Linked DNA regions of Homo sapiens: regions 2, 3, 4, 5 and 6 are each linked to region 1. A link is a contact called in ENCODE Hi-C or POLR2A ChIA-PET data. All regions are on one chromosome and are shown on one strand. Each heading gives the region's core, a stretch centred on a gene start or an enhancer-like site at or near the end of the contact. The rest is flanking DNA. Distances are from core to core; before and after follow the strand shown.

What was found. A loop is a pair of places that touch in the nucleus more often than their neighbours do. ChIA-PET counts read pairs that join two places held with the same protein, here RNA polymerase II (POLR2A). Pooled maps may share reads with other maps.
Region 2: a map with no recorded cell type shows a loop between it and region 1 (6-fold over the local background). The contact joins the promoter of MARCKSL1 here to the promoter of LAPTM5 in region 1. A Hi-C loop is called at or near these places in 2 of 37 single-sample maps with no recorded cell type and 4 of 50 pooled maps. POLR2A ChIA-PET finds 5 or more read pairs at or near these places in 1 of 52 experiments (naive thymus-derived CD8-positive, alpha-beta T cell).
Region 3: a map with no recorded cell type shows a loop between it and region 1 (7-fold over the local background). The contact joins the promoter of KHDRBS1 here to the promoter of LAPTM5 in region 1. A Hi-C loop is called at or near these places in 3 of 37 single-sample maps with no recorded cell type and 5 of 50 pooled maps. POLR2A ChIA-PET finds 5 or more read pairs at or near these places in 1 of 52 experiments (OCI-LY7).
Region 4: a loop to region 1 is called in a map of CD8-positive, alpha-beta T cell, with 4 times the contacts of the local background. The contact joins the promoter of PTP4A2 here to the promoter of LAPTM5 in region 1. A Hi-C loop is called at or near these places in 4 of 168 maps with a recorded cell type or tissue (CD4-positive, alpha-beta memory T cell, CD8-positive, alpha-beta T cell, GM12878 and 1 more), 10 of 37 single-sample maps with no recorded cell type and 12 of 50 pooled maps. POLR2A ChIA-PET finds 5 or more read pairs at or near these places in 3 of 52 experiments (GM12878, activated CD4-positive, alpha-beta T cell and activated T-cell).
Region 5: a loop to region 1 is called in a map with no recorded cell type, with 8 times the contacts of the local background. The contact joins the promoter of LCK here to the promoter of LAPTM5 in region 1. A Hi-C loop is called at or near these places in 10 of 37 single-sample maps with no recorded cell type and 9 of 50 pooled maps. POLR2A ChIA-PET finds 5 or more read pairs at or near these places in 1 of 52 experiments (activated B cell).
Region 6: a pooled map shows a loop between it and region 1 (2.6-fold over the local background). The contact joins the promoter of TMEM39B here to the promoter of LAPTM5 in region 1. A Hi-C loop is called at or near these places in 4 of 50 pooled maps. POLR2A ChIA-PET finds 5 or more read pairs at or near these places in 2 of 52 experiments (T-cell and activated B cell).

Annotation. Positions count from the first base shown.
Region 1 is chr1:30,755,326-30,759,982 of GRCh38, forward strand. LAPTM5 (lysosomal protein transmembrane 5) reads right to left here and starts at 2,449. Exons shown (of 8, transcript NM_006762.3): 1 at 2,334-2,449. The coding sequence starts at 2,420. RefSeq lists enhancers at 1-69, 541-590, 1,256-2,052, 2,181-2,460, 3,529-3,598.
Region 2 is chr1:32,333,607-32,337,880 of GRCh38, forward strand. It overlaps MARCKSL1 (MARCKS like 1), which reads right to left and starts at 2,627. Exons shown (of 2, transcript NM_023009.7): 1 at 2,341-2,627; 2 at 233-1,491. The coding sequence starts at 2,427. The coding sequence ends at 991. LOC124903949 (a long non-coding RNA gene) reads left to right here and starts at 1,771. Exons shown (of 2, transcript XR_007065661.1): 1 at 1,771-1,898. It overlaps HDAC1 (histone deacetylase 1), which reads left to right. Exons shown (of 14, transcript NM_004964.3): 14 at 1-20. RefSeq lists silencers at 1,449-1,888, 2,029-2,108, 2,239-2,388, 2,409-2,938, 3,872-4,000 and enhancers at 2,280-2,849, 3,119-3,208.
Region 3 is chr1:32,011,750-32,015,980 of GRCh38, forward strand. It overlaps KHDRBS1 (KH RNA binding domain containing, signal transduction associated 1), which reads left to right and starts at 2,119. Exons shown (of 9, transcript NM_006559.3): 1 at 2,119-2,628. The coding sequence starts at 2,247. RefSeq lists silencers at 2,328-2,537, 3,018-3,127 and an enhancer at 2,354-2,924.
Region 4 is chr1:31,936,622-31,940,852 of GRCh38, forward strand. It overlaps PTP4A2 (protein tyrosine phosphatase 4A2), which reads right to left and starts at 1,747. Exons shown (of 6, transcript NM_080391.4): 1 at 1,366-1,747. RefSeq lists enhancers at 904-953, 2,064-2,333 and silencers at 1,134-1,473, 1,250-1,421, 1,624-2,003.
Region 5 is chr1:32,248,361-32,252,609 of GRCh38, forward strand. It overlaps LCK (LCK proto-oncogene, Src family tyrosine kinase), which reads left to right and starts at 2,905. Exons shown (of 13, transcript NM_005356.5): 1 at 2,905-3,011. FAM167B (family with sequence similarity 167 member B) reads left to right here. Exons shown (of 2, transcript NM_032648.3): 2 at 11-496. The coding sequence ends at 241. RefSeq lists enhancers at 120-279, 1,508-1,717, 1,908-2,117, 2,168-2,257.
Region 6 is chr1:32,071,557-32,075,843 of GRCh38, forward strand. TMEM39B (transmembrane protein 39B) reads left to right here and starts at 1,383. Exons shown (of 9, transcript NM_018056.4): 1 at 1,383-1,495; 2 at 3,395-3,521; 3 at 4,047-4,266. The coding sequence starts at 1,492. RefSeq lists an enhancer at 782-1,387.

The DNA.
Region 1 (4,657 bases), core at 1,199-3,698:
CTCCCCCAAGATGAAGAATTATCCAGCCCAAAATATCAATGGTGCACTGCAGAGAAGATCCAACTTCTTAGCTTGTCACTCAAAACCTTTATCACCTCCTCCCCAAACTCCAGGTTTGTCTCTATTGTGTCCCTGTAGAAGCCGAACACATACGCCATTGCTCACCTGTTTCTCCTCACCTTCCATACTGCCCACAACCAAACTCTCCCTCCTGCCAATGGCACCACCTCCAAGAAGTCTTCCATGATTGCTAGGGCCCACACATTCTTCAGCTCTGTGAGCAGGGACCGTATATCACACCACCATTTACAGGTGAGGACATCGGATGGCACGATCAACAAGAAACCTTAACAGCCCCACAGTCCCGGGTTTGCAGGGCAGCCTCTGGGCCCACACAACCTGCAAATGGATTTGACTTGGCCTGCACTGAGATTTTTTTCTACCATGCATCAATCACTAGCATTGAAACATCAGAAGATGTGACACAAAAGCCTGCTCCCTATTCTCTAAACATCAGAAGAGCGGCCACCAGGGCCCACAATCCTTCGTGGCAACAACAAGCAAAAACAGAGAACAGCTGCAGGGTGGGCCAAGCAAGGGCTCCCGGGGTCACCGCAGGCCCCATCTGCCCCCTGCTGTCACTCACATGGCCTGCCCAGACCCTAGAGGCATCAGAGTTGGAGACCTCTGAGCCAGTCAACATCACCTTACCCCTGACTTTATAAAAGGGAAACTGAGGCCCAGAGAGAGGCTTGTCTGAGCCCATACAGCCAGTTAGTGGCAGGGCTGGGGTGAGGACCCAGGGACTTGCTACCTGTGAGGCGCCCCTGCATGCCACACTGTCCTTCTAAGAATGTGCATAGTCTCAGAGCTTGAAGGCCTAAAATACAGGGTACAGGGACACTCAAAGAGTGATTTGCTTCTCTCAGCTCTTGCATTGGCAGGAGCTCGGAAGGACAACCTCTGAGTTCCTCCTCCCAAAACTAGAGTCCTTGAATCTGACAACTTGACTCCAAGGATGCTGACAGCAGGTGCCATGTCTGATGCACAACGAATAATAAAGCACTCACCTGTGCGTCAGGCGTGGTTCTGCATGCTTTGTATGTATCAACTCCCTGAGCCTCACAACAAACCCTATCAGATGGGTATGATAATTCACATCCCCATTTTTTTAAATGAGAAAACTGAGGCTCAGAGAGGTTAAGTAAATTGCCCAAGGCTGCAGAGCTGGGAAGCAGGGAAGCCAGGATTTGCATGCAGGAGTCTGCATCCAGAGGCCGTGGGCTAACCACTGAACAGCATCGCCCCCCTGAAGGCTGGGCTCTTGCCACAGCTCTGCCTGCCCTGCCTGTGACAGGAAGCAGACGCAGGCAGGTCTGAGTTTGCAGCAACCCACCGCAGCATGTGGATCTAGGCTAATTTTGAGGAAGCCCTTCCAGACTCATGAGAAAACTGTTAACCACAGGCCCTGAGTCACCCCAGGAGGAAGTCGCTTGGGTCTAGGGGAGATGAGTGTGGCCAGGAGTTTGGGAGTAGGGTGGGTCTAGGCAGGACAGTACAAGGACACTGACCCTCAGCCACCCCAGGCAGAGGGGCAGCCTTGGCCCCCGGGCACTGTGACTTGCCCAAGACCACACTGTGAGTCACCAGGAAAGGAGGAACCAGTGACAGCCGTGACTTCACAAGTTGCCCAACAAGAGCTTGGGCCGGACAAGTTACCCTAATGATTAGCACAGGTCTCAAGTTCTCTTTGGTGGGCAGAAGGCCGTGGTTTGACTGAGCTGGAAGCTGAGAGGACACGGCCCCTGCCTCCCCACTGGAGGCACAAAGGGGAGATCCCCACTTCTCATCCCCTCGAGTGGCCCAGGCTCCCTCCAGGCCCCAGGGGAAGAATCGGGGCTGTGTCTGCGGCCGACCTCACATCCCGGTCAAACAATCCCAGCCCACGTTCCTCCCAAGATCCCTGCCTTCCAAAGCACTTTCACATCTGCTGTTGGCTTTGCACACAAATAACCTTCCGGCTGCTGCTGTGCCCCATCTCACAGAGGCAGAAACGGAGCCAGCCTCGGAGTGAACGTCAGTTACATTTGCCTGGAAAGTGGATTCCAGCTCCCTTACTCCTCACTCTTGCGGCATCTCCCCAGGGTACCCCCAGCCATTTGACAGAGAAGGAAACTGAGGCCCAGAGCAGGACAGGGATTTGCCCAGGGTCCCCCAGAGAGGTGGAGAGCAGGAGTTCTTTCATTTGTGGGGCTCCGTAGATGACGGGTCACCGCAGACATTCACACTCACACAAGCACGCACGCACACACACCCGGGGCCCGCACACTCACCACATGGTAGATGGCCAGGGCGGTGGTTGCGATGCGGACATTGAAGCAGCAGCAGGTCTGGCGGACAGTGGACAAGCGGGGGTCCATGGTGCTGCCGTCCCCTCCTCTGAGACACTGAAGGGGAAAGAGCCTGGTGCCTGGAGCAGGGCAGAGAAGGGGAAGCTGCTGGCTGCCCTCCTCACTTCCTTCCTGCCCCTTAGACAGGCAGGGACAAGGTCGTCACAGCTGGGGCGGGGCAGCTGGGGAGGGGGAGTGGGGACAGGGCAGCAGCCTGCCTCAGAGCACCCCACTGCCCTCTGCCATTCCCAGGAGGGGGTTCCAGAGAGGACAGACCCTAACACGGTCATCATGCCCTTCTCTGCACCAGGGCCAGGGTTCCACCGTTTCACACAGCTTGCTTACTAGAAGAACACTACCAACTTTGGAAGCCAGGACTGTTACCAAGCCCATTTCCAGATGAGGAAACAGCTGTCCAGAGAGGTCAAGGCACTTGCCCCAAATCACACAGTAGTTAGCACTGGTGGCAGAATTCAAACCCAGATCTGTCTGGCTGCAAAAATAGCTATTGTCTAGGAGGCATTTCCTGCCTCTTCCAGGCATGCTCCTGGATTCACTCCTTTCATCCTCACCTCAATCCTTTGAGAGAGGTACTATTATGATCCCCATTTTACAGATGAAGAAACTGAGGCACAGAGAGGGGGAATGATTCGTGCAAGGTCACACAGCTAGTCAATGAAGGTGCAAGGATTTTAACTGAGGCTGACTGGTGCTAGAAGCCTCCCTGGAGCTGGTGTTCTCTCCCACTTCCTCACCCTGAGCCGCAGGGAGAAGCTTGTTCTTCCTAAGCTACGAAGAGGCGTGCAGGGCTCCAGACAAGGACGGAAGAATAACCAGGAAGCAAACCCATCAACTGTGCGCCAGGCCCTGGGCTAGGCTTCTCTTCTAGGTGGGTCAATAACTCTTCACAGCAATCTGTGAGACCCGAACCTCACTTTCAGGGCCTCAAGACCCAATCCCCATACTCACACAAAATCAGGGATTGCTTTTCCCCCTTGATCTTGCAAAAAGTTGGAATTAATAAGCCACAACTCTTAGGCAAGCTACCCTGGAATCTCTACTCCCTCCTCAGATGATAAATTATCCATATTGCAATAAAGAAAGGGAATAGGAAGTACATGCAACATTTCTGGAAGAAGCCCTGCTTCATTCCACAGCTGAGCCCCTTTGCAATGCCAAGCTTCTAGTGCAGAGCAGACAGGAACTGCCATGAAGCCCTGCCCTCCCAGGAGATCATGGAGTTAGGATTGGACACTGCTGCAGCCCATCATTTCTGCCCCAGGAGAGGTTATAGAAAGTCCCTAAGCTCCTCCCACTTGGCAGGAGTTGCTCTGTTAGACCCACAAAACTTGATTGGTGGACTTGATCAATCCATTCTCCATGTGCCAATGAGACCAAGGGGACTCTGCAAGCTTTGGGCTCCTGGGAGGCCTGGCCTATCCCTTCCCAACTTCATTTTCAAGGCTGTTCCTGTTCCTTCATAAGCCTTGCTGAGGCCTGACATCATAGAAAGGTGACACAGTGCAGTGGTTAAGAACTTTGGCTCCACAGGCCCATGGCCTGGGATCTTCTGGCTGGGTAGGCAGAAAACCAAGAGAAGTCCTCCTTTGTCTAAGAGTAGCAAGACCAGAGGAACTGGAGATCAGGAAACCAGGGGCCAGGAGGGCCCTGAGGCCATGCTGGGGAGTCTGCATTTGATTGTGCACAGAAGCCATTTGACGATTTCCTACCATAATAAATGATAGCCATTCATAACATTGTGATTTGGTGAAACCAGGACAGGTGCAAAGCCAACTCCCAAAGAGAGGGATGAAACACACTGACAGCATGTGGAATAATTGTACATGGTCTATGGGTAAACATTTCTCATTTTTTATGGTGATAAATTCATTTTAATGTGCATTATAAAAATATACATAACTAGTCCATGAATCCTGTGATTTTCCATTTATAGGAGTAATATAAAGTCTCATTTTAAAAGAAATGCATTTAAATAAAAAAGGCAGTAAGTCAATTTAAAGAACATATTAAGGAAGCCACAGCCTAGGAGGACGCAGATGTGGCAGACAGCCCTGGAGGTGGAGTAGGTGGCATCCGTTTGGGAATCCTGGGGCATGGGGAATCCCAGCTCCCCACTTAGTAGCTGTGTGGTGTCAGACAAGGCACTTGATCTCTCTGAGCTGTTGTTTTCACCTCTGCAAAACGGCGGGGCGGTTGGGGGGAACAGAAATTTGCCTGGCAGGGCTGCGGTGAAGGTGAAATGAGGT
Region 2 (4,274 bases), core at 1,377-3,876, 1.6 Mb after region 1:
TAAAATGGTACATTTCTATATCCTCCTGAGCTTGTTTCCTATGTGTCCCTGGGTTGGTTTCAACTCTACTTCCCTGCCGTTCTGGTGTCCATGAGTATTGGGGCAACCCCCTGAACAAGAAAACCCCATAAACTTACCTGCCTGCCTTAACTCCTCCCTTGAGGTTTGAGGTAAACTACTTTCCACCAATCTTCTCACCCTACCCCCAGAAGACCACTCATTAAAGCACCACTAAAGGGACGACATTTATTCCTTTTCCAAATGTTACAGTAAAACCAGGTGGAAGAGAATGGTTTTAGCAGTTAGAAAAAAAAAAAAAGTACAAATCTGGGGTTTGGCCATTAAAAGTTATTTACAACAGTGGGAGAAAAAAAGACAAGAAGTTGTTTCACATTACAGACCTCCCCCCACCCCAAAGCCTAATACTTGCTTACCAAGTCAAAAAAGAGACACAGTTGATTCACAGGCTGGAGGTTTGAACTTGAGTAAGACATTTATAAAAACCTAGACGGGGCAGTGTCCTCCCCAGCCCAGGTGCCACTAGGCACAGCACAAGAGACTAAAAACAACAGGGGAAGGCTGGACACTCAAGGTTTGGGAGTATAAGCACCCCACTTCTGGCTCAGGGATTTGGGGAGTAGGGTAAACAAAACCTACTTGGAAAAGAATTGGGGAAGAAAACCAACAACTGCCTTATGCAGGGGTGGGGACAGGGAAGGAGGTAGGGCCAGGGACAGGAGCATTTCACATCACTAACCTAACTTGGGAAGCTGTAAGGGACCATCTTCAACTGGCCTTAAGAGGAGAACCAGATGGCTGATGGGAGAATCCACAGGAGGGAGAGGAGGAAAGGGAACGTGGCTGGGAGGAGGCAATAGCCCCTTCCTTTCTGGGCACAGGAAGGCAGCCAGGGCACCAGGTCCAGGCAGTGACCTCACAAGGACAGCACAGTTTTTGCAGCTTAGAGATCACCCACCTGCCCCTACCTAGCTACTCATTCTGCTCAGCGCTGGCTGGTGTAGGGCCACTCTCCGGCCCCGAGGGAGTGGATGGCTCTGTAGCCTGGGGCCCTGCCTCTTCTTCTGAGGCTGCACTAGCCTCTGCCCCCTTGGCCTGGGGTTCCTGGCTCTCAGGGGTGGCTGCGGCCTTCCCTTCCTGAGCAGTGCCCTCGTCGCTGCAGGCACCGATCTCCCCCTGCTCCTGCTCTTCCTCTGTGGGTGAGGAGGCAGAAGAATCACCCCCACCCTCCTTCCGATTTCTCTTGAAGGACAGGCCGCTCAATTTGAAAGGCTTCTTGAAAGAGAATTTCTTCTTCTTCTTGGGGGTCTCCTTGGGGGGGACCTCCCCCTTGGCCTCAGCACCCTGGCTAGGGGGTGCTGGCTCGATGGCATCGCCAGTGGCCCCGGCTGCCTCATCTGTTCCGTTCACAGGGGGCGACTCCCCTTCACCCTTGGGGGATAAGTCTCCATTGCTTTTCACGTGGCCATTCTCCTGCAGGGCAGAGGGAATAGCAATGAGGGCAGGGGCTCCCCCTCCCCCAGCCCGCTTCTGATCCCTTCTAGAGGAAGGGGTCCTCGATTCGATTCTACTGCAACCCGAAAGTCTGGCTTCAGCCTCACCCACACCCAGGATCCCGTCAAACACCTCCCTCTCGCCCCTCACGGGCGCGCGGGGAGCGAGCGCGCAGAGGGCGCGACCGGCAGGAGGCGCTGGGGTCCCGTGGCCCCCACCCCCGTCCCCCGGGGCGCGCTCTCTATTCCGCGCGGAACCGCTCCGGATCTGCTGTGCGGATCCCGGGCAGGCGGGCGAGCCGCTCTAGGCGACATTGGGCGGGAAGCCGCCCCGGGGCGCTGTCTCTCTGCACCTGGACGGCCTATTTTCCCAGCCTCCCGCTTTGTGTAAGTGGCCCCCACCCACCCCAGGCTCTCCCGCATCTCGGCTCCCCCTTAAAAAAAAAAAGACCGTGGGCCACCGAGGTCGGGTCGGCGGGTGGAGTGCGCTCCCCGCCGGGCCCCAGCTCCGCGGCCCCTGGGCGCCCCCTTGGCGTGGCCCAGCAGCGCCTTTGTTCCCCGCGCGGCACTCGGGGCGGCCGGGGGGCAGCGCCGGGGACCGGGGCCGCGAACAAAGAAGGCGGCAGGGCCCGGCCGGCGCCCCCTCCCCGCCCCTCCCCTCGCTTCGCCCGCGGGGGCTGCGGCGCCGAGAACAAAGGGACCGGGCGGGGGAGGGGGCGCCGCGTGTCCCGGGCCGGACAAAGCGCGCGGCCCCGGCCCCGGCCCCGGGCCCTAGAAGGGGCGAGGTGCGAGAGGAGGGGCTGGGGCCGGCCGGGCCAAGCGTACCCACCTGGCCGTTGGCCTTCGCGGGGGAAGCGCCTGCTGCCTCCTCGGCGGTCACGTCGCCCCGGGGAGCCTTGGAGCTCTGGCTGCCCATGATGGGGGTCTGCTGGGGGGCGCTTGGAGCCGCCCCGGGCTCGCGCCGCAGGGGATAGTACGGCGGGGTCGGCCCGGCCGGCGGAGGGGTGGGGCTGGCGCCCGAGGGGGAGGGGTGCCGGGGGAAGCCGAGCTGCACCTCCGCTCCGCGGCCGACCCGCTAGCTGCGCCCGCCGCCGCTCCGCTCCGCGCCAGAATGCCGCCCGCCGCCCGCCGAGCTGCCTATATATAAGCGCCCGGAGCTCGGGGCGGGGCCGGACATTTAAATGCGCGCCCAATCGAGGGGCGGAGGCGGGGTTGGCTCGCAGGCCCCACTTGCGCAGCAGGCGACGCTGGCGGTCGGGTACCCCCCACCCCACCCGAATCCCAGGGGCAGGTAGAGTCCGGTGTGGGCAGGAGCGAGGCCAGTCCTCCCGCGAGCTGGGCGGGGCGGGGCGGGGGGCCTGGAGGAAGGAGACGGGCAGTCATTCCATCCTCTCCGCTCCACCTCTCCGGTGGGCGCCCCCGCAGCCTGGAGCGGCCCCCAACGCCTTGGTCCTGCAGCCGCTGGCAGTCTCCCGCTTGAACCCTTCGAAGGGCTCACACGACCAGGCTCGTCAGATGGCTGGTCCTGAATTATACTCTAGAAATGTGGTCATAGAAGCTGCAGGGCCCCTGCGCTGGGCTCGGCACCCGCTCCGGCCTGGAGAGCGGTCAGAGGTCCCACCCACGTCCCTGCCTGCCTGCCATGGCCAGCCGGGGAGCGGAGGGCTCTGCCTTGCCTCGGGGTCACTCTGGTCGGACTAGTGAGGCCTTTCCCTCATTCCTCCTTTCAGTCCCTTGGTGGCCAGTCATTCTGAGTGGGGACAGACAGATTCGCCTTGAGCCCCTCCTGCCCTCAGCCTGGACCCACTGCAAAGTCCCACGTGGGGGACTTTGTGACCTTGAAGGGCATCTCCATCCCCATTGAAAGGCCAAGGCTCAGAGGCATTGACAACCTGTCTGACTTGGCTCTGGTCCTTCCTCTTTACCTCCACACACAACTCTGCTCCCCTACATCAGGGTGCCCCAGGCCGGCAGAGGAACCCCAGCTGGGGACTCAACAAACCTCAAAACACCCCAGTTTCTGAAGGGGAGGGATAGGATGCTACCAAGGGTCCCTTCAAGGGACAGCCCCTTGAGGACAGCCCTCAAAGCTGCCCAGCCCAGCTTCCCACCCTGCCTGAGAGCAAGGGAGCCCGGAGGTGCTCCGGGCTGGAGACTCCCTAGCTTTGGTCCTCTGCCACCTCTCCTTCTGCTGGCCTGGATAGGCTGGTGGGAACCCCAGAATCCTGGCCGGCCCCGGATGTCTGTGTCCGGCTGCCAGCCCTCAGCCCCCAGGAGGAAAGGGATGGGGGCTGGAAGGAAGCAAAGTGTTGCAAATGCAAGGCTGTGTCCCAGCCAGCTCAGCAAGTCCCTCCCCTCCCTCCTACGGTGAAGCCTCCTGGGAGGCCTGAGGCTGTGAAGTGTGGAGACACCCCAGGGCCTGAGAAATTGGGAACTCCCCAGAGATCTGACCACAGAGGGGCGGGGAGGGCTGAGGTGGCTTCTGCATTCTGCACTCACTCCTGTATCCTCCATCCCCACCCCCACCCTGAGACTACAGAATACCCTCAGCTATCTCAGCTTCACTTGCCCCCCACCCCCGCCCCATTTCACAGACTGGGACCCTGAGGTTCAGGAAGAGAAAGTGACATGCCCAAGGGCACACAGCAGCTACCAGTAGCTGAGGGTGAGAAAAGGCTTGGAGAGGTTTGATAACATGGGCCAAGGGCTGTAAGGAATCCCCTGGCAGAATTTTCTGTTGAGATCTGGGGCTGCCTGGTCAGA
Region 3 (4,231 bases), core at 869-3,368, 1.3 Mb after region 1:
GGCTGGAGTGCAGTGCTGCAATCTCAGCTCACTGCAACCTCCGCCTCCTGGGTTCAAGCGATTCTTCTGCCTCAGCCTCCTGAGTAGCTGGGACTACAGGCACACCACCACACCCAGCTAATTTTTGTATTTTTAGTAGAGACGGGGTTTCACAATGTTGGCCAGGATGGTCTCGATCTCTTGACCTTGTGATCTGCCCGCCTCGGTTTCCCAAAGTGCTGGGATTACAAGCATGAGCCATCGCATCTGGCCTATATTTTATATTATATATATATAATTTATGTAGATACGTGTTTTGTTTTCATTTCTGTGGGTAATTTGGAAATCCTCTCCCTTAACCCCTTAAAGAAGGCCTTTAGGTTCTCTAGTTAAAGGGTTCTAAGCTTCACATCCAAAAATCAAGTTTCCAGGCACTCAGAAGACAATTTCCAAATAAACCTTTTTTTCCTTTTTTTTTTTTTTTGAGACGTAGTCTCGCTCTGTTGCCCAGGCTGGAGTGCAGTGGCGTGATCTCGGCTCACGGCAGCCTCCGCGTCCCTGGTTCAAGCAATTCTCCTGCCTCAGCCTCCCAAGTAGCTGGGATTACAGGTATGCACCACCACACCCGGCTAATTTTTATATTTTTAGTAAAGATGGGGTTTCATCATGTTGGCCAAGTTGGTCTCGAACTCCTGGCCTCAGGTGATTTGCCCACCTCGGCCTCCCAAAGTGTTGGGATCACAGGCATGAGCCACCAAGCCGGGCGGAAACTTTTTTTATTGTAGAGATGAGGTCTCATTATATTGTCCAGGCTGCTCTCGAACTCCTAGCCTCAAGTAATCCTCCCACCTAGGCCTCCCAAAGTGCTGGGATTACAGGCATAAGCCACCGCACCGGTCCCCAAAGACTTTTGAAAAGTGTGGGCTCATTAGGAGAACTAATCCAGAAGGAAAAGAGATGGGAGTGAGTGCTTTAAATGGAAGAAGAAAATAATCTGCGGAGGGAAGGGAAAGTTAGAGAGGGCACCAGGCTTTTGATGGCTTATGGGACAAGTAGGGACCTAAGGCTCCACTTGCATATAGCACACCAGGATGTGGAGAACGTCGTAGGCGACTGTCCACTATGTACCTTGCCTTTGAGAGTAGTGGCAAGGGTCTCTTTGAGCAAGTCTGGAGTGGTAGAAGAAGCCATCCTAATGATGCAACCAACGTGGATTAAGGATCTGGTCTCTACCTCACTTTTTGAAGGAAGAAACACTTAATTGGCAATAATGACGGCGAAACAAAACAAACACAATTCAGAAAAAGCAGTAAAATATGTAAAAAGAGCTAAAATGCTGCTTAAGATTTCCCGTACCAACAATGTCAACCGTTTTAGAACCGACTGGAATATATGTAATACTGGAAATATATATACTGGAAACAACTTCTTGTGTTCCCTGATGTCTGGGACCCTTTTCTTTGCTAGACTTCAGATCTCTGATCTGAACCATCCCTCTTAGTTCAAGTACTCCAATCGCCTTCAGTGTTTCCACCAAGCCGTCCTTCCTCAATTTCTCCCTCCAGGTTTCCCTTCCCCAACTTTCCCCCTGCATCAGACTCTCCCTCAGCCTTCCTTTCTCCCTGTGCAGTCTGTCTCACTCCTGTCTTCCTCCCCAGGCGGTCTCAATTCTCTCTCCCTCCCCTTTCCGTGACCCTCTCGGCAGTCTTTTACTTCCTTACTTCGGTGACCGCCCCCCACCCCACTCCCCACAGCCTCCCTCCACTGCTCAGCCGTTGGAGAGGGCGTGGCCCCGCGAGTAACAGGTCTCCCGCCCCACACTCCGCGGGCCCGCGCGCAGACAAAGACATTCCACAGCTCCCGCCCCCTCCACGCCAGAAAGGGGAGGAGACACGTGTTCCGCTAGCGCCGAGTCACGTGGAAAACGAAACGAACGGAGCCCACTGCCTCCCGCGCATGCGCATCAAGCTCTGGCCTGGCGGGAGCGGAGGGAAAGCCAGAGTCGGGAGGCGACTTCTCGGACGCCGCGGCGGTGCGCAGGCGCCGTGGCCGGACTGGGGACTTTGTTCTCCGCGGAGAAACCCAAGGGCGGTGCCGGTGGCTGGCTGCGCACGCGCGCCGCCTCATTTCCGGTGCTCTCTCTCGCTGGGTCGCTCGGGTCGGCTTCGGTCGCTACCGCTCCCGCTCTGCCACCCCCGCCAACCGCCGCTCGGGCCTCCGTCGCTGCCGCGTCGCTTTCTCGCTCCTTGGATCGCACATCCTCCCAGATGCAGCGCCGGGACGACCCCGCCGCGCGCATGAGCCGGTCTTCGGGCCGTAGCGGCTCCATGGACCCCTCCGGTGCCCACCCCTCGGTGCGTCAGACGCCGTCTCGGCAGCCGCCGCTGCCTCACCGGTCCCGGGGAGGCGGAGGGGGATCCCGCGGGGGCGCCCGGGCCTCGCCCGCCACGCAGCCGCCACCGCTGCTGCCGCCCTCGGCCACGGGTCCCGACGCGACAGTGGGCGGGCCAGCGCCGACCCCGCTGCTGCCCCCCTCGGCCACAGCCTCGGTCAAGATGGAGCCAGAGAACAAGTACCTGCCCGAACTCATGGCCGAGAAGGACTCGCTCGACCCGTCCTTCACTCACGCCATGCAGCTGCTGACGGCAGGTAAGGGGGCCTCCCGTGTCCCTCTGGGTCGCCCGGCCATCCCGGGCATGAGTGGCCCTGGCTTTGTTCCTCTCGCTTCCCGCCCCCTCGGGACCGAGGCAGTCGGGAGTTCCGGTCTCATCCTCATTTTTGGGAGCCTGGATTCCACATTCCCACCTCAGCCCGGAGTGCGTGGGAGAATTTCTAGGCTGCAGTGGAGGCCCGAAGGCGACTTTGCGATCCCCTAGCGCTAATGTCTTGATGGATAGTGCTGAGCTCCCCGCCCCTTTCCCGACTCTTCCCTCCTCCCTCCTCTTGCGGCTGCCGGGCGCGCAGATTCTTCCAGAAATGAACCTTCATTTCCCCCTTTCCCTGAAGGGAAACCCTTTTTGATCGCGGGTGGCGATGAGCGCCTCGACCGAGGTGTAGGAGGTGAAGACAGCCAGAGCGGGGAGGGACCGTGGGAGGAAGGGCCGAGGTGAGGTGGGGTGAGGCTGGAATGCCCTGTCCAGTGCCTTGCTGTCGCTGGGGCCGAGCCGGACTTAGCGGTAACCGCAGCTTAAGTTGCTGGGAGGAAGGAGCGATTTATGTGGATCGGAGCTTGAGGTTTCCGAATCAGATTTCCGACTAAGGCTGATAAAATAAGAATTGCTACTGAGCCATTTTACACCGTGTGTTCACTGTCGTTGAAGGAGTGAAGTAACCCTAGAGACAGTGAAATGGGACGATAGGGACTCCCGCGTAGTTCACATGACGTTTCCCAACGAGATGGACAGAAATTGAGAGAAGTTGCATGATGCTTGTACTGAAAGGCTTGGCCTTTTTGTTGCTGTTTTTTACATTTTTGATTCAGTAGTGAAATAGATTAGAAATGAGAGTCTTTGTTCTGTAGGTTAGCGCTCTTTTCCTCATCAGCACTGGCCAATCACCTAGTCGCTCTGATTTTTCCCTAAAGCTGTCTGACTTTCGCTTCTAGTTAAAATATTATTTTAATATTTTTTATGATACCTAAATTTTACTAAGCAAGTAAAAATTCACATCCTTCAACACTGAATGAGTAGTTGGACTCTTTGGCAAGGTTAATATAATGGACAGTTCATTATGAAAATATTATCTCCCTCCCTTTGTTCTCTGTCTCCCAACACTGTAAGGTAAGGGATCTTTACCAGTGTGGTGTTCATCTTTTATGCTTTCTTAAGATAACTGTCAAAAACTGTTGATCCTTAAAAGTTACTTTTAATTTTCAGTCTCCCCTCACTGCTTAACTAAGAGAGTGCTCTTTATTTTTAACTTGGGCTTTCTGGATGTATTTTTTTTAAACCCAACTGAAATTGGAGAAATGTGATTGAGGTTACTGTTGGTTTGGGATGTATGAATTCTTTCTAGCATGGATAAGTGTTAATATATGTTGAGCCTGGCTTTTAAGGTATTTCTGAATTATCTTGCAAGGGGATTGCAGTGAAGTCACAACCCATTGTGCGGAAGTGAGACTTTGAGAAGATAGAATAGTAGTATTTAAGCTCTGGTAAGATCACATGGAAGGGGCAGGCGCGGTGGCTCACGCCTGTAATCCCAGCACTTTGGGAGGCCGAGACGGGCTGATCGCGAGGTCAGGAGTTGGAGA
Region 4 (4,231 bases), core at 497-2,996, 1.2 Mb after region 1:
AAGAATGGGAAAAGTCCATGATAATAATTAGTCCATTCATTATGAAACTTAAAAATGCCAAGATCAGAATACCAGCAAACAACTTCTCACCATCTTCACCAATACAATGGTGTGCTGGCAAGTGATTCTGAAGCCCTGATAATGTGTCATTCTGTATCCTTAATCTCCTTTTGCACACTCAGCAAGGCATAACTTCACTCACTTCCCTCTGAAACTACTCTCTCTTACAGAGCATGACAGCAAGTACCATATTCCAACTCAGCAGTGTAATGTAGTTTGGCGACTCCGGACAGACAAACATTTGCTGAATGCCTACAGTGACACTAGAATTGCTAGTCACTGCTAATTTCTTGACAAATTCCAGGAAATAATAAACCAGACTACAGTTCAATTTACCTAACAATAAAATACTCTTCACCTGAAAAACTAGCAGTACTTTACAAAAGTTTATGCTCCTGAACACTCTACAGGCCAGAGTGTAGGATTTTGGGCAACAGACAAACTTCTTTTCGTTAGCTCTCAGGGGCCCCAGACTAGGATAGGATGGCATCATTGACAAATTTGAAAATTTACTTTGAAGTCATGAAACGTGGGAGAAAAAAATGTATAGAACAACAACAAAAAAACACATCACATCCTTTCTGGGGGAAAAAAATTAAAATCCCAGAGCCAGAAGATCATAGTGCCGCTGGAGGAGACTTATACCCCCTTTCCTCATACTTGAACCTGAAGACCCACGGACAAGATGCTCCCGGAAAGAACTCCCCAACCCAACACACCAGGGTTCACTATCGCCACACACAAAGACCAAGGGGAAGGGCCTCTAGGATGCCTGCTCACACACTGGACACACGCCGGCACACCCTACCACACTCCTGCCTCTGCCACGCACCTTCTCACCGACACACACCATGTTCTCCCCCCACACTCACCCGCTCTTTACCACACTCTCAACTCTCTCCTCCCCCATTTACTCACTCATTCTACCACCACCCCTCATGCCCACACGCTCCCCACACACCCATACCCTCCCCTGCCCTCACCCACATTCCCCCAACATCGACACTGCCTCCCGACGCGCTCCCACTCCCCCCACCTCCTCGCACGGACACTCAGCCCTGTCCCCCACTCACACGCCCTCCCTTCACCAACTCACTCTCCCCCACGCTCGCACAGCTCTCTCCCTTCCACACACACGAGCCCGCCCCTCGCTCACCCACCCTCGCTCCCCCGCCCCGGCCCGGCCCGGCCCTCCTTCCGGGGACGTGTCTCCGGCCTGCACTAATGGCTGCGGCGCCTCCCGCCCTCCCCTTCCCCGAGGCCCCCGGCGCCGGCGCGGGGGCCGCCCGGGAGGGGCGCACTCACGCTGGCGAGCTGGGGACTGGGCATTGAAGTCCGGCGGTGGCGGGAGCGAGGAGGCGCCTCTCTCCTCAGTCACCTCGGCGGCGGCGGCGGCGGCGGTAGCGGTGGCGGCGGCGGCGACGACTCCCCCCCAGCCTCGGCGCGCGACACCCGGCCCGGCCCGGCGGCGGCGGCGGCGGCGCGTCTCCACGAGTCCGTCTTGCTGCTGCTGCTGCGGCCGCCGCTGCGTCTCCTGCTGCCGCCGCTGCCTCCGCTGCCGCCGCTGCCCTGTGGCGTCACCTCGCGCCGTGCCCGGCCGCCGCTGCCGCTCCAGCCGCTCCCGGACAGACGACGGTTACAGCCCGGCCGATCGCGCCGCCACCACCACCGCTGCGCGCGCAGCCGGAACCAGCTCCCGCCGCCGCCCCTCAGGGGGCGCTGCGGGGCGCGGCGCGCAGGGCCACCGGCCCGCCCTCCGCGTTCGCTGACTGGCTGGCTGGCCGGCTCGCGGGCAGTTGGGCCCGCCCACCTGCCCCGCGGGGCGCTGACCCACTGCCCTGGGCGCCTCCCCCGCTCCTCCTCCTCGTGGTTCGTTCCGCTCCGCACTCCCGGCTACGGAAGGCGAGTCCATGTGATCGGGGAGGGAAGGCAGAACGTGGCCTGGGGAGTCGCTCGCCCACGCTGCGCCCCGCCCATCCGCACCTGGGCTGGGTCGAGGGCCTGCAGCCGAGGTGTGACCTGCAAGGTCGAAGGGTTCTTTCTCGCTACTTGGCCCTAAGGCCTCGGGTCAGATCCTGATGGGACGGGGTGGCCGCCACGTCCTGGGCTTGGGGATTTCCAACTCAGAAGTGGGAACCTGGCCAGCTCAGTTCTCGGCTGCCCTTCCTGAGGCCCCAAATGAATGGCGTGTGCATCTTCGTCGAAGATATTAATACGCCACCCCCAGCTCTGCCCACAAGACACACACCCACCCTAAGAACTGTCCCTGACAAGCCAAAATTCAGACTTTCAGGATGTAGGATCTTGGGCAAGTGATTCCAAGTATTATCAACTATTAAATGGAAATAATAATCAGCTACCTCATGGGCTCTTTCACGTATCGATAACAACGTATGAAAACGCTTGAGAAGGGCCAGGCGCGGTGGCTCATACCTGTAATCCCAGTACTTTGGGAGGCCGAGGAGGGCAGATCACAAGGTCAGGAGTTCGAGACCAGCCTGGCCAACATAGTGAAACCCTGTGTCTGCTAAAAATACAAAAATTAGCTGGGCATGGTGGCGCCCGCCCGGAAGGAGGGCCGTAATCCCAGCTACTCGGGAGGTTGAGGCAGGAGACTCACTTGAACCCGGGAGGCGGAGTTTGCAGTGAGCCGAGATCGTGCCACTGCACTCCAACCTGGGCGACAGAGTGAGACTCCGTCTCAAAAAAAAAAAAGAAAGAAAAAGAAAACGCTTGAGTTGAGAAAGTGAGAAAGAAGAGACCCTGAATTTCAAGCTTTCCGACTTAATGTCACCTTTAACGACGCAGATTATCGTAGAGATTCTCAGGTGGAAAGGTTTTTGCCTCTTGCATTTGGAAGCTAGCCAGAAATTCTTTGCCAGATCATGCGTCCTGAGTTTTGGTTTGGAAAATGTGGTCACTAGCGAGCTAGGAGGCTGGTTTGGGCCACGACCAGATGGCAAAGTGCGGCATTGGAGGCTGGCTTGGGAGGGAGATGTCTCCCCCTGGGAATTGCGGGTTGGGGAGGGTCTGTTCTTTCTGTCCACCCCTGGGAAGTCTTGCCTGCCCAGAACTGGCGCCTATATAGGAAGAAATGAAGATGCTCCCGTGGGTGCTTCTCCCCCACCTCGCCACCACATCCATGCTCATCCAGCCCTGCGGGGAGAAGCAGTGATCTGTCGTCATTAGACCTTCCCCACAAGGTAGACTTGGGGCATTGCTTCTGACCAGAAGGCTTCCATTAGCGCTTAGCAGTAAAAAGAAAGGTCTTATGACTCAGCCGCATCAAGCCACAGCACAGAGTCCAGGATGTTCACCACCAGGTGGCCCAGGAGGGGGTATTCTAGGGCAAGGCTGGCTAGCAGGGCTGTGTGGGAGTTGAGAGAGGCCTTGAGGAGCAGGAGGGGCTGCAGATCAGTAGCAAGGCCCTTAGGTGAGGAGCACAGACTGGGCTCACTTGCATTCTGTCTGCCTCCAGCAAGCAGTATTTTCTACTTCCTGGAAACATAGACTGATTTGAAAGAAAGAGCTACCACCTCTGCAAAACTTTTGCTGCGTCTGTGAGTTATTGATTCTTCCGATAAAGTTGCAAAACACCTTGTGCAATACTCTACCATAGTACTTAACATGGAATTGTAATTGCCTGTTTTCAGATTCTCCCCTGCTTAAATGGATCTATTTGGGGCAGTCTAGCAGATTGTTTGCTTGTTTGTTTTCATCTAGTAGATTGTCTGACCAAGTGAATGACCCTTCCCTCCACCTAGCTCTCCTTCTGGCCCTGAAATAAAATAATGTAATAACAACATTAACAACATAAGGATAAGAATAGTGGCTCCAATAGTAGTTACCTTTACCGCCCCCCCCCTTTTTTTTTTTTTGAGACAGAGTCTCACTCTGTCACCCAGGCTGGAGTGCAGTGGCGGGATCTCAGCTCACTGCAAGCTCCACCTCCTGGGTTTACACCATTCTCCTGCCTCAGCCTCCTGAGTAGCTGTGACTACAGGCGCCCACCGCCACGCCCAGCTAATTTTTTGTATTTTTAGTAGAGGTGGGGTTTCACTGTGTTAGCCAGGATGGTCTCGATCTCCTGACCTCATGATCTGCCCGCCTCGGCCTCCAGAAGTGCTGGGATTACAGGCGTGAGCCACCGCGCCTGGCCTTTTTTTTTTTT
Region 5 (4,249 bases), core at 1,655-4,154, 1.5 Mb after region 1:
TCGGCCGCAGCGGGAGATGCAGGCGCAGGACAGGCAGCTGGCAGGGCAGCTGCTGCGGCTGCGGGCCCAGCTGCACCGACTGAAGATGGACCAAGCCTGTCACCTGCACCAGGAGCTGCTGGATGAGGCCGAGCTGGAGCTGGAGCTGGAGCCCGGGGCCGGCCTAGCCCTGGCCCCGCTGCTGCGGCACCTGGGCCTCACGCGCATGAACATCAGCGCCCGGCGCTTCACCCTCTGCTGAGGAACACCTGTGCCCCCCGACTCCCCGCCCCCTCTCCCAATGCCGCTTCCCCTGCCTGCCTGGGAAGAGGAAAGGGAGGGGTGCCCCAGAGGCACCAGCTCCTGGCGGGGGAGGAGGAACATTCAGGTTTCTGAGAGCTGAATTCCAAGAGTGCAAAACCCCAGCATCCTGTTTCCTCTGCTGACCCAGCTGGGAGGGGGAGGAGGAGGAGCTCACACCCTCAAACTCCTCAATAAACGCTTTCTCTGGTTCCCATCAAGGTCTCTTGCAGTCGTTTATTCAGGCCCAAGGCCGCTATCTGAATGTCGCCTGTCACTGGGACCACCCTAGTTCACTGCAGGCCCATGGGAGGTGACTTAGGTAAATTGGGCTCCTGAAGAATGCAGAATCTGAGAGACATGGGTTCAAAGCCAGCTACCCCGTTTATTTCTTTTTGTTGTTGTTATTTCTTCTGCTTCTTTTTTTTTTTTTTTTTTTGAGGCAGAGTCTCACTCTGTCACCCAGGCTGGAATGCAGTAGCACAATCTCAGCTCACTGCAACCTCCGCCTCCGGGGATCAAGCGATTCTCCTGCCTCAGCCTCCCAAGTAGCTGGGATTACAGGCGGCCACCACCTCGCCTGGCTAATTTCCTTTCTTTTCTTTTCTTTTTTTTTCTTTTTTTTGAGATGGAATTTCACTCTTTCGCCCAGGCTGGAGTAGTGGCGCGATCTTGGCTCACTGCAACCTCCACCTTCTGATTTCAAGCGATTCTCCTGCCTCAGCCTCCCAAGTAGCTGGGATTACAGGTGGCCACCACCTCGCCTAGCTAATTTCCTTTCTTTTCTTTTCTTTTTTTTTTCTTTTTTTTGAGATGGAATTTCACTCTTTCGCCCAGGCTGGAGTAGTGGCGCGATCTTGGCTCACTGCAACCTCCACCTTCCGATTTCAAGCGATTCTCCTGCCTCAGCCTCCCGAGTAGCTGGGATTATAGGCACCCGCCACCATGCCCGGCTAATTTTTGTATTTTTAATAGAGACAGGGTTTCAGCATGTTGGCCAGGCTGGTCTCAAACTCCTGACCTCAAGTGATCCACCTGCCTGGGGTTTCCAAAGTGCTAGGATTACAGGCCTGAGCCACCGTTTATTTCTATTCGACCCTGAGGAGCTCCCTTAACCCCTGAGTCTGTTTCCTCACCTCCACAATGGAGATGCTGATTCTCACTCCACAGGCAGCAGATGTGCCTTACGGGAGATAGTGCACAGTGAGCGCTCAGTGAATATGAACTATTACTCACTCCCAGCGCGGCAGTCTTTCTACTCTGTGCTGAGACAGGGAGATGGACCGTGAAGTGTTCAGGCTTACATTGCAAGGGAGTCTGGGCCCTGCACCAGGCTTGGAGCTCCAACTCTAGGCTCTGTGTCACTGTGAAGGTTTTTCACTTTGTCTCTCTCAGCCTTTGTTTCTGTGTTACCCTCTTTGTCTGACTTTCCAACTCAGGCTTCCTCTTCCCCCCACCTATTTCCTGCCCCCACTTCTCTCTGCAGCTGAGGTGCACACAGCATCGCTTCCACCTCACAAGCCCCAACAATGCTCTGTGGGTTCCCCTCCCCCTACCAGCTCACTCAGGCAGTGACGCATGTGCACTTTCCTCCTGGTGGGGTCAAGGCCGAGTTCTTGGACCTGATGAGGCCACCTGGAGTTCCTCATATCACTGGTGACCTGGCCCTCAGCTAATGATGGGTGCCCCCTCAGCCTGGCCCCAGGGGAAATGGAAATTCTTTGCCTGCCTGCTGCTCGTGACAATCTTCTTGCCTCCTGCTTATAACAGAAAGTCCTGACAGTCTGTGGCCTGCACCTGGGGGCCTGAGCGGCCCTGTTTGCTCTGTCTTCCACCTGTTGCAGGAGATAGTGCCAAGCCCTCCACCTCTGCCAGGGGCTGTGGCCTTGCCTCTACCTGAATTCGAACTGTTGCCCTACTCTCCAACCATGATTAATGGGTGTTGTCCTGGCCTCTGACTACAGCAGGGGCCGTTACTATGCCCTCTTGAAGACATGAGGTTGTCCTGTCTGCCTCCTGAAACAGGCTGTTTTCCAGCATTCTGTCTGTAAGAGGGATGGTAGCCTGCCATTCACCTACCCTTGACTATAATAAAGCTACTGTTCCATGCCCTGAGATGACATGGGAATTGTTCTCTCGGCCTGACCTGACTGTAACATGCATGGTCTGCTCACCAGCTATTTAACAGGGATATTGTCCTCTCCTCTGACTCTGAACGATGCTACCTTTGCTGCCAGACAGAAACAAAAGGGTCTCTCAGCTGCAACGGTGGTGCTGAGGTGCTGTTTGCCTCTCACCATAAGCTGAGTGTGTGTCCGCTTGCCCCCTGCTCACTGGGCCCAAAGGCTGCCCTTGAATCTCTTGCCCAGATGCACCCTGGAGGGCAGAAGGGAGGGTCTATCAGACATCCTCCCCTCAACTTTAAACCTCCCAGTGTCACCCTGGGACAGTAGGGGAAGATGGACCTGGTCTGGAGATGTAGGGGACCCCCAGGGGCTGAGAGGCAGGGGTCTATGGTGGCAGGAAGCTTGGCGTGCTAGAGGGTTGTGGTTGGGCTGCTGGGGCCCGGTTGGCTGCGGAGCCCTCCGGAGGAGGCAGGAAGTCAGGGTGGGACGTGGGCGCGGGGAGACAGGTGGTGGCTACGACGGCGAAGGGAGCTGAGACTGTCCAGGCAGCCAGGTTAGGCCAGGAGGACCATGTGAATGGGGCCAGAGGGCTCCCGGGCTGGGCAGGTAAGGAGCGCTGGTATTGGGGGCGCAGGCGCCGGGGTGAGAGGCCTGATAGCAGACGGCTGCAGCTGTGCGGGCCCAGGCTCCCTAGGGATGCAGCAGCCCTTTGTGGCTGGGGAGAGAAGATCCTCGCTCAAGGTCAGGTGGGAGGCAGGCAGTGTAGCTGGGTCGCCTCTTTCCTGCGAAGCTGGTGTCGCTTGCCTCTGTCGTGCTGTCCACCAGTGGCCCCACCTGACTGGGAGCGTGTTTCCTGGACACCAGGCACATGGACAGTCAGGTGTTAAAAAGGCTTCCAGAAACCACCAAGCCCAGTCCCTCAGGCCATGAGGATGAGGCTCCTGAGGCCCAGAGAGAACAAGGCACTCACTGCCCACGGTTTCTCAGCAAGGCAGTGGCAGGGCTGAGAGTGATGGCTGAGGCTGTGGCCACCCCGCCTGGAGCAGGGTGATGGACAGGCTGGACTCAGAGGACCCAGGAATCCTTCTGGTTTCTGGGGCAGACCCCAGTGACAAGAATCTCCTGAGAAAGAGAGAGAGAGAGAGAGAGAGAGAGAGAGAGAGAGAGAGAGACAGAGATCACCCAAGGCATCCAGATGGACATGCGAGGAGTGATTTTAGCCTCAGCGATCGAGGGAAGAATCTCCTGATGGGCGTGAACTGATATGTGTGGGGGTGTCCATCATCTGGGATGGAGCTCCAGGGTGGATGGACATATCTGATCTGAGTATGGGAAGTTGGAAGTGAAAGAGAATGATGGGAGAAAGGAAGAGGAAGTACTATTTTTATCCCAGACAGGGGTGCAGTTGGTCCTGGGTGAGGAAGCGCTGAACTTCCATCTGGAAAGTCACCATTCCTGCCCCTGCCAAGCGTCACAGCAGGATGTCCTCCCCTCGCCCCTGGCTCCCTCCCGCTTCAGCCCTGCCTGTGTAGGGCCAGTTGGTTTTGCTGATTCCTGCTTCAAACCCCAGGGAGGTGGAGAGAGACTGGGGAGGCATAGTTGCTACCTGCTCACCTCCTCACTTTTTAACTCTGAGCCTTAATTTTTTTGGGAAGTCCTCACTCAGCCAGATTTCCAGGTTTCCCCTGCTTCGTTGGAGTTTTTCTTGACACACACTTTCCGCCTAGTCAGCTGGTCCCAGCCTTTCTCCTGTCTACAGCTCCAAGTCCTGTAGCCTCTTGTGGGGGCTAGGGAACATGGTGGCTCTCCTCGCACTTCAGGGAGGGTCATTCACCCTGGACAGG
Region 6 (4,287 bases), core at 133-2,632, 1.3 Mb after region 1:
GAACCCGGGAAGCGGAGGTTGCAGTGAGCCGAGATCGTACCACTGCACTCCAGCCTGGGCAACAGAAAGGGAGACTCCAGTCTCAAAAAAACAAAACAAAACAAAAACAAAAATTAGCCGGGCATGGTGGTGCACGCCTGTAATTTCAGCTTGTTGGGAGGCTGAGGCAGGAGAATCGCTTGCACCCAGCAGGTGGAGGTTGCAGTGAGCCGAGATCGAGCCACTGCTCTCCAGCCTGGGCAACAGAGACTCCATCCCCTCAAAAAACAAAATAATAAAATAAATACACCCTCCTGCCTGAGGGACCTTGCACTAACTATTCCCTCTGCCTGAAATGCCCCCTTTCTCCAGAAATCTGCACCACTGACTCACTCATTTCCTTCATGTGTTTACTCAAGTCAACTCTGAAGCCTGCTCTGCCTGCCCTATTTAAAACTGCAACCCCATCCCCCTTTCCTGTTTTTCCTTCACACCATTCCCATCTAACATACTACAGAATTTACCAATTTTGTTCATGTCTATCTCCTCCCACTTGACTGTAAGCTCTATGACTATTAATGAAATATCTACTAATTCATTCAATTAATTGAATACTGCTATTAAGTGCCAAGCACTGTGCTAAGCAATGGAGCTACAAGATGACTAAAACTGCTTGTAGGTCTTGTGAGGGAAGAATCCTAATGACAATAAATGTAGCTCATTTAGTCAATGCTTCTCCAAACATCGTGATGGCTAATACTAAAACAGACTCAGTTCTGCATGCTCTATTTCATTTAACCCTCACCGAAACCTACACGGTGACCATCAGCAGCCTCATCGTAAAGCATAAAAAAACAAGATTGCAAGGCTGGGAAATGGCAGTCAGGATCTGAACCACGGTGTTGACAATGAGAACGGTGAGTAACGTCAAATGTGAGAAATATTTAGGACTTAGGCTCACAAAGACTAAGGCAAAGATCGGATGTGGGGGCCGAGGGAGGGAGGAAATGACTCCTGGATTTTGACTGGGGTGGACTAAAGCGCAGTGAGGCCTAAGAGAAGGATGAAGCGCAACGTGGGGCTGGGCTGGAGGTGCCTGCGGACCGGTCAGGGATATGGTCCACCCCTAGGGGAGCGGAGAGGCGGCTCCGCACCCTCCTCCGGTCGCCGCCGCCCCGGTCCAGGAGATGCTGAGAGAAGACACGCACGGGAAGAGCAGGAGGTGGGTTCCGTTCCCCTCCCTCTTGAGTCTCTTCACCAGCAGCTGCAGGAAGGGCGTGGGGGACCGAGAGACAAAGAGCGCGCAGGCACCGCCTCCGTCCGGGCGGCCCCTTTAAGAAGCGCGCGCCAGCTTCCAGCCCGCCTTGTATGCAAATGTAGCGGCGCGGCGGGAGCGCGCGGCTGATACCCGGGACTGGGCTGCGGCGGTTAGTCCTCTCCCGGCCGCCGTCGCCTCCGACATATTGCCCGCAGGAGCTGCGGCGGCGAAGCGGAGAGCACCGGGGGGAGGAGATGGGTGAGCAGAGCGGCTCAGGCTCGGCCTGGCAACGAGCGGGCGCACGGGTTAGGATGGCCAGGCTGCTAATTGCTGCTCCACGCGGACAGGAGCCCGGTGACGGGAGGGGGAGGGGATGCGAGCGCAGACGGGATCCCGCCCCCTCCTGTCGTTTTGCGGGGTGGGGCCTCTGTTGTGGGGGCGGGACATTGGACGGTGGGCGGGGCTTCTAAGACGAAGCCCTGTGGGGGCTTGGGCTTTCGTGAGGACCAGCTCGTCGGGGCTAGAAAGGGGGGCGGGACTTACCAGTGGGCGTGGCTTCAGCGCTAAGGGTGGAGATTCTGGGCAGGGGGCGCTAGTGCAGTCGGCGTTTCTGGGTTGGAGGGGTTACACTGGGGGCGGTGGAGCGGGGAGACTTCCGACTGAGGGAGCCCATTCTGGAGTGGGGCTTCTGGGCTGAGAGGGCTTTTATTGGCTTGTGGGCGGGGTTTCTGGGCTGACAGTTGTGTGTAGGCGGAGCTTCTGGGCTGAGGGGCTTTATGTGGGTGCAGAGCTTCTAAAGAGAGGAGAGTGGGTGTGGGCAGAGCTTCTGGACTGGACTAAGGGTGTTTGTGTGGGATTTTCTAAGCCAAGTATAACAGCGTATGAACAGAGCTTCTGGTCTGGGGGTTTATGGAGGGCAGAGCTCTTCGCCAGGTACTTTTTAGAGACTTGTGGAGGTTTATAATTTTGGGCATACATCCAAGCCCAAAATTGGCTCCGAAGTGTGGGAAACGCTTCCGAGCTGAGATGCTACGGCGTGGGGTGTATGTGAATGGAGGCTGCTGTGTTACTGTGAAGAGGTATGAACAGGTTATAACTTTTTAAAAATATGTATATGTATGTATATATATTTTTTAATAGAGACCGGGTTTCGCCATGTTGCCCAGGCTGGTCTCCAACTCCTGGTCTCAAGCGATCCTCCCGCCTCGGCCTCACAAATTGCTGAGATTACAGTCGTGAGCCACCACACCCAGTCAGGTTGTGACTTTTTTAGGTGCTTAGGAGCTTTGTGCAGAACTTTTGTGCGAAGTGGTGCGTGGGAGCTTGGGCTAGACTGCTCAGCCTAGTAGGTCCAATTTTTCAGTCCACAGCCACAGGATTCTCCCAGCCATATCCTTGACCCTTTATTTAGGCCCTGGGTCCTGCCCATGAGATCCCAGAATGCCCTTTGAGCTGAATCATGGGGCCCTGGATGAAAAAGCTGTCCCAAAGTTACCCAGAGTTATAGGCCTCCAGAAACTTATGTCTGAATGGGGCCCAATGTGTACCAGAGTTGAGAGCACACGACCCAGCCACGATACTGTGACATAGTGTAAGCTGAGTTTCCTAATGTGTGAAAAACCTACCTTGCTGGGTTCATTCACTCATCAACATATACTTGCTGGGCACTGAGGTAGGGGATATAGCAGTGAAAAAGATAAGGTAACTGACCTCATTGACCTTTCATTGTAATAGGACAGACAAGCAATAAGCATATTAACAAATGAGTAAGATAATTTCAGAGAGTGAATTCTGGTGGAAAAAAAGAATAGAAATTGGAGAGAGAGTGATGGGGAGTTACTTCAAAACTTCAGAAATGGCAGTCCGGGAAAGGCTTTCCAGATAGGATATTATAAGTGCTAGAGGTAGCAATGAGCTTGGCTTGCTGAGGAAAGAAAGATCAAGATGTTTAGAGCATGGGGCGGGTGGTAGAGGGTGGGTGTGAGGTAGAGAATGATAGGGGATGAAGCTGAAGATGTAAGAAGGGGCCAGATCATAGGTCTCAGTGAGGATTAAATGATAAAGTGAGATACTAGGTGACTGGCAGCTGGTATCATTGCTGTTATCCTTGATATATGCCCCCTGGCTTGAGGCTCTATTTTATGTTGAGCCCCACAGGAGGACGAAGAGGTCCCAACAGGACATCTTACTGTCGAAATCCGCTCTGTGAGCCGGGATCCTCGGGGGGCTCTAGTGGAAGCCACACTTCCAGTGCATCGGTGACCAGTGTTCGTTCCCGCACCAGGTAAACCACCTCTCTGTCTCACCCCTCACTGTGGCCTCACAGGGACGATGTGGACAGGGCTCTCTCTGACTGGATTCTAAGATGTGAAATCCTAGATGCCAGTGGGGGCTTAGAGGGGAGTAAGCAGCAGAAAAGATCCAGAGGGAGCTCAGTTGAGGGTGATCACTTGGACAGATGCAGTGGGACATGGTAGAATAAATCCAAAGGCCTGGATTCTAATTACAGTTCTGCTCCAGATTTGCTGATGGCTTGGACAAGTTGCCTCCCTTCTCTGGGCCTCCTTTTCCTCATCTGTAAGATGGACCTAATAATTCTTTCTCTCCTAGGGGGTGTTGGAAGACCTGAATAAGATTAGGGATAGGAAAAGGCTTTGTCGGGTTCCTTTGTCTGACAAGCAGGATTAGGAAGACCCCGTCCTTGCTATGAGCTGCTTTTCTGATCTTATCCCACAATCCTTTGCCTCAGAAGCCCTTCCTGGTAGGATTCTCAGGTCAGCTGCTGATGTTGTTCCCTCCCCACTGTCAGGAGCAGTTCTGGAACAGGCCTCTCCAGCCCTCCTCTGGCCACCCAAACTGTTGTGCCTCTACAGCACTGCAAGATCCCCGAGCTGCCAGTCCAGGCCAGCATTCTGTTTGAGTTGCAGCTCTTCTTCTGCCAGCTCATAGCACTCTTCGTCCACTACATCAACATCTACAAGACAGTGTGGTGGTATCCACCTTCCCACCCACCCTCCCACACCTCCCTGGTAGGTACCCAACAAGGGTGT